Regions from separate parts of the Homo sapiens genome. Here region 1 is linked to region 2. A link is a loop called in an ENCODE intact Hi-C map of the cell type or tissue named here. Cell type or tissue: gastrocnemius medialis. All regions are shown on one strand. Each heading gives the region's core, and the rest is flanking DNA. Links, peaks and the distances in the headings are about the cores only.

The links. Peaks named below come from ENCODE experiments on the same cell type or tissue, not always from the same donor. Only the 100,000 strongest peaks of a DNase experiment are listed, where the experiment ranks them.
Region 1: a loop joins it to region 2, with 2.7 times the contacts of the local background. A loop is called at or near these places in 2 of 110 quality-filtered maps.

Annotation. Positions count from the first base shown.
Region 1 is chr9:94,866,197-94,868,997 of GRCh38, forward strand. The region is part of intron 5 of AOPEP (aminopeptidase O (putative)); the gene reads left to right. Among named protein-coding and RNA genes, the nearest start is that of MIR2278, 58 kb to the left of the region's middle. RefSeq lists an enhancer at 1-93 and a cis regulatory region at 9. In gastrocnemius medialis, for the core only: no CTCF peak of the experiment used is centred there; a DNase peak (open chromatin) is centred at 1,195; H3K4me3 peaks cover 1,531 bases; H3K27ac peaks cover 2,500 bases.
Region 2 is chr9:95,093,789-95,096,589 of GRCh38, forward strand. It overlaps a transcript of AOPEP not described here. Among named protein-coding and RNA genes, the nearest start is that of MIR3074, 9.1 kb to the left of the region's middle. In gastrocnemius medialis, for the core only: no CTCF peak of the experiment used is centred there; DNase peaks (open chromatin) are centred at 1,253 and 1,543; H3K27ac peaks cover 2,500 bases.

The DNA.
Region 1 (2,801 bases), core at 154-2,653, 230 kb before region 2:
GTGCCCTTTTCAAGTTTCTGAAATCAGTGTATTTCTGAAGAATCATTTAAATAAGCTCACCAGCGTGTTTTATTTTGTGAAATGTGGGGCATGCCGGTTATGAAATGGGGACTCTGAAATGTGATACATCCATCTTAACCAGCTCAGGGTTTATTCAATTCTTCCAGCCCTAATCCTATTAACTCTCATGCACAAAGGAAATACAGGACTCCTCTCTGATGATTCTACCCAGGCCTCCTGGCATTTGGAAACCAAACTTTAAATTTTACAAATGATGTCTACTAGTTCATTAAAAACTAATCATAATAATGTTTTTAATAAACTAATAGGCTTTACATGTAAAATCTAAAATTTGAAGGTAGCTTCAAGCATCAAGGAAGCTACCTTTCAAAATTTTAGATTGTTTACTTTAAGAAAAGGCATTAGAAGAGATTGATGATTTCAATCAGTATATAGAATTGTAGGATTTTTATAAAAACAATTTATTTGAATATGGAAATTTTTGGTGTGAAGTACATCAAATATAAGTCTTTTTCAAACCAAATCTTTGGTTTTACAAATAAAGCTTATTGGTTGATTAAAAATACAGCCAGCATCAATGTAACCAGTGTTCAAATTGGATTTTTTAGACTGTTTACTTAAGGGATTTTGAAGAGTTTGGTGACTCATAATCAGTTTATAAAATGTGAGGATTTTTTAATAGCAGCCTTATTTAAAATAAGTCAAAATGTTGGTGTGAAATGCATGAAACTTATTTCTGGCTGTATGTCATTTGGACATAAATCTAACCCAGCAAAATTCCAAGATCTAATTATGATGCTATGGGAAGCTAATCTCATTGCAGTGAAGATGAGCTAATGACACATTAGTCCATATTGTATTATATACTTTTCAGTCTGCTGCCTGCTATTTTGATTAAATTTACTTCCTACCATTCAGATTTGAAACAGCAAAGCCTTTCTGTTATTACCTATCAAGTTTATAAAGCTTTTCTCTGAAATTTTGAAGTGTTTTAGATTTCCTTCACTTAACAAAATTTTATACAACGCTTAATGTAAAATCACAGAAGATTTGCATTTATCCCCTTTCTGTTTAGAAGTACTTGCTATTTCCAGGTACCAGGCTGTAGTCAGCACGGCCCACTCTCGGCCGAGGTGGCCTGGAATGTCTAGTCATTTCAGTTTACGTAACAGTTTCCCTGGCCTGTTTGCTTTCAGAGGTCACTTCAGTGTCAGCCTCAGCAGTCCACGTATAAGTCTGCCTGTTCCACACGATTCACAGAGGGAAAGAAAATACTGTATCTGAGGCATTCTTCCTACTTTGCGTAGCCCATATTATTTGAATGTACATTAAAACAGTGATAACATTCACCTCATACACTGAAGAGTAGATTTGCTTTTCTTTCTGATTTCTTATTCTGTCAGACTCTTTTCCTGACTGGAAGACACCTAGTTTTCTAGCCAGGATAGCTGAATGCTCCCTTTGCAAACACCTTGGCCTGAAGTTAGAATGAAACTGTAGTCAGCACCCCTTATCATTCTTCAGAAAGTCTTCCCAGCCCTGATAGGATCTGTTCTGATTCGGAATATCAGGGAACATTTCTTGGTGAATAAACCTGGCTTCTTATATACTGGTGCAGTCACTTCCCTGTAACGAGGTAATTTAAGCCAGTTGCCTTTCATTTCAACCATGTCAAAGTATCAAATAAAGCTATAACTTCAGACCAGCCAGGAAAATGAGAGGCCGGACAGAGTAACATGTTTATAATATAAATCCTTCCTGTTTTCTCAACCCATGCTCCCCTGGCTGTTTTCCATTCTGACAGAACACTCTGGAGATTTGCCTACAGACAGTGACCACCAATTTAAAGATTTGTTGATGACTAAGAAAAATTCCAAAGCTGCAAATGAACGAATCCAATGCTGACTAAAACAACTGACCAAAATTACTAATTCCTAGGCTGCTTTAGCACGAATGGTCATAACAACTGGGATAGCAGGCCTGTGTCACTCATTCCCTAGTAAAGCAGCTTGGAGGCCACAGGTGACTTCCTCTTCTTTCCAGACTGAGATGTACCAGAAATAGTGCAGTTCACCAGTTTGGGGAAGGCAGTTGTCTGGGAGTAATCATACCTGCAAATCACTTGATCTCAAGGACTGTGCTTGCTGACTTGAGAACATCTATTTTCTTCAATTTTAGATGTAACACGGCTACCTTGTACTCACTTTGAGTCTCACCGAATTCCCGTGCATTGAGGGTCCACTGGAATTCTTTGTTCATGGGCATTTTGACTGCTAGTATGGATGAGGTGGTGAGAAATGGTGGCAGACACACATAATTTGTGTGTCCCATATTTTCATTTTGCACCAAGCTTCTTTGCTCCCATGCATGCTCCATTGCTGCATCAGATTTCACTTACAAAGCGTAGGTCCAAAGATAACATTAACAGGAGTTTCAAGACAGTGACAGCAGATCATTAAACCAAGTGTGGGATGAGTGGGGCCTTGTGACTACACAGGCCAATGCAGTGGAAGCTCCCTATGTTACCTTCCCTGATTTCATTCCTTTCCCTGCCCCTCTCCCAGCAACCACTATAATTTTCTATTCTCATGTGTATCTTTATTATTTTACTTCATGTGTATTCGGAATGTATTTAGTATTGCTTGCCATATTTTAAAACTTAATGTGGACAGTGTCATTAGGAACCTGCAGCTTGTTTTTTCCTCTCAAAACGTTTACTGTATGTTTTTGGCCAGGCATGGGGGCTCTCGCCTATAATCCCAGCACTTTGGGAGGCCAGT
Region 2 (2,801 bases), core at 201-2,700:
TGCATGGACGCGCTGTAACTCGAGAGGCAGTGACACCCCACCTTCTGGGGGCTTCGTTCAAGTCCCAGCCCTGCTAGATGGCCTCAGTGTAGCCTTGGGCACATTATTCGGCCTCTCTGTGTTTGCATTTCCTCCTCTGTAAGCTTCAGCTGACTTTGTTGGGTCAGTGTGTGTGAAGTGGACAGCAGGCCCGGGCTCAAGGGTAAGAGTGTGCACTTGCTTGCACGCAGGCTTTTCCTTTTTTTCTCTCGTTCCTCTCTCTCCCCCACCCCTTTCTTGCTCTTCTCCTTTCTCTCCCTTTCCTCCCTCTCTGTTTCCTTTCATTTATATCTTTATGTGAACCTCTGAGTTGCCCCAGTGGTTGTTGGCTGTCGCATCCTGCACACGCACAGGCGCCGGCATATCCACGGGGAAAGCCCTAGATGTGCGCACTAGTGTGGATCCCTGCAGTCTGCAGTGGAGGGAGTGGGGTCAGGAGAACTGGGTGTCTGCTCCTTGGAGAAAGGATATATAATCTTTTTCGATCTTAGTGCTTTTATTACAGCAGAATACACATAAGATTGACCAGTATAACCATGTGTCAGGACCCAGCTCAGCAGCCTCGGTGTCTTCATTGTTGTGCAGCTCACCACGATCCGCCTGCAGAACTTTTTCATCTTCCCCAGTGAAACGGGACCCATTCAACACTCGTGCCCCACTTCCCCTCCCCCAGGTCCCTGGGAAGCACCATGCAGCTTCCTGTCTTTGAGGCTTGCCTGTTTTAGGGAGCTCATATGAGAGGATTCATAAAATCTTTGTCCTTTTATGTCTGGCTGATTTCATTTAACATAAAGTCTTCCAGGTTCCTCCATACTGTGGCGTGCTCAGGATCTCTGCCTCTTTTTTCTTTTTTCTTTGAGACAGAGTCTCACTCTGCTGCCCAAGTGGAGTGCAGTGGCACGATCTTGGCTCACTGCAGCCTCTGCCTCCTGGGTTCAAGCAATTCTCCTGCCTCAGCCTCCCGAGTAGCTGGGATTACAGGTGTGCGCCACCATGCCCAGCTAATTTTTGTATTTTCAGTAGAGACGGGGTTTCACCATGTTGGCCAGGCTGGTCTTGAACTCCTGACCTCGTGATCTGCCTGCCTGGGCCTCCCAAAGTGTAGGATCTCTGCCTTCTAAGGCTGAGGACCATCCTGCCATACACACAGACCACGTTTCCTTTCTGCACTGGCTTGGCTGCTGGCGGATGCAGCTGTCTGCCTCTTGGCTGTCCAGGAGAGTGCTGCCAGGAACATGGCGTCCAGGATTTCCTCAGCTGTTACTTTGCATTCTTTTGGGTAAACATCTAGAGGCAGAATGGATAGATCAGAGTTCTAGGTTACCATACTGTTTCCAGAGTCAATTTTCTATTTTGATTTTTTTCACCCTATCTTACGGTGCTGATAAATTTGGATGTTTGACAGGCTGTCCTCCGAAAAGGTGGTACCAGTTTCCTGTCCCTTCCTCTGCCTGTTCCGCACTCTGTCATCAGCATGGGGAGCATCAGCCTTGAGTGTTTCCCAAGCTGCCGTGGAGATGGTTGGGAGCACCTGGGCTTCTGCCACGCTGTGGAAAAGCCCCTGCCGTCCCGTTCCCTGTGTCGTGTGTGTCCCTGCCCGTGCGTTTCGAGCTGGCAGCTGTTTCCTTACTGATGTGTAGAAGAGCTTTAGAAGTTAGGAAATTCGCTTTTTTCATGTGCTGCAAATACTTCTTCTTCCCTCAGTTTACCATGTGTATTGAGATACTTTGGTGAGTTTGCTTTTGATTTCTGTATGGCCAGTTTTACCCACCTTTTCTCCTGTGGTTTCTTGCTTTTGCGTTGGGCATGGAAAGGGTTCCCTGTGGCAGACACAGCCAAGGGAGATGCGTGGGGGGTCCCCACGGCCTGGCCTGAAAGGAGGCATGGAAGTCCGCAGGGATGCGCTGGAGCCTTGGGTCCCGCCCCCTCTTCGTGAGATCGGCATCCTCTCAGCTCCCCTTCCTCCCTCCAAAGGACTGGAGAGTCTGCCCTGAGGCAGTGACCTGCACGCAGGGGTGTGGGTGGGCCGGGAGGGAGTGGCCGGGGCTGGACAGGGTGTGACCATCTGCAAACCACTGAGGAACAAAGAAGTTCTAAATGAAAGACCAGAAAATGCTTTCTGCATTTTGGGAGGAGGGAAGCTTCAATTTTATAAGCGAAATCCTTATTTATCTAAGTAAGTAATGCAGCATCTCCCCAGAGTGGCTGCAGCCTCCCTGCCTCTCCGAAGCAGGGGAACTGCTAGAGGCTTCTCAGAACACACAGATCCCAGAACGAGCCATGCTCCAGATGCCGACGCTGGGAAAGGCAGAGGGCTGGGGAGCTTATTCTGTAACAGTTTTACTCCTGATACCATCTTTTCCCCGTTGATGGCAATGTCTTTATCTTATACTAAATTCTGTACATGTACACGTGATTTACTCGGCGGGAGATGATGTCTGAAACCTAGGCAGTGAGTAGCGGGGAGTGACAGAGGGCCAGCTTCCTGGCTCCCCGACGGGCTGGATGTGGAGGTGGGAGAAAGGGAGGGGTCAAGAGTGGCTTCAGAACTCGCCCTGAGTCCCTGGCAGGATGGAATGGCCATCGGCAACATGGGGAGCTGGTGGGTGCGGGAGGTGGGTGGAGCAGGTGGGCCCACCTGGGATGTGGTAAGCAGAGAGGGTCTTCACACCGCCAGTGGTGATGCCCAACAGGCGGCGGGCTCTCCGGGCCGGTGATCCAGGGGCAGGTGTGGTCCCTCTGCCTAGAGATGCCATGTGAAG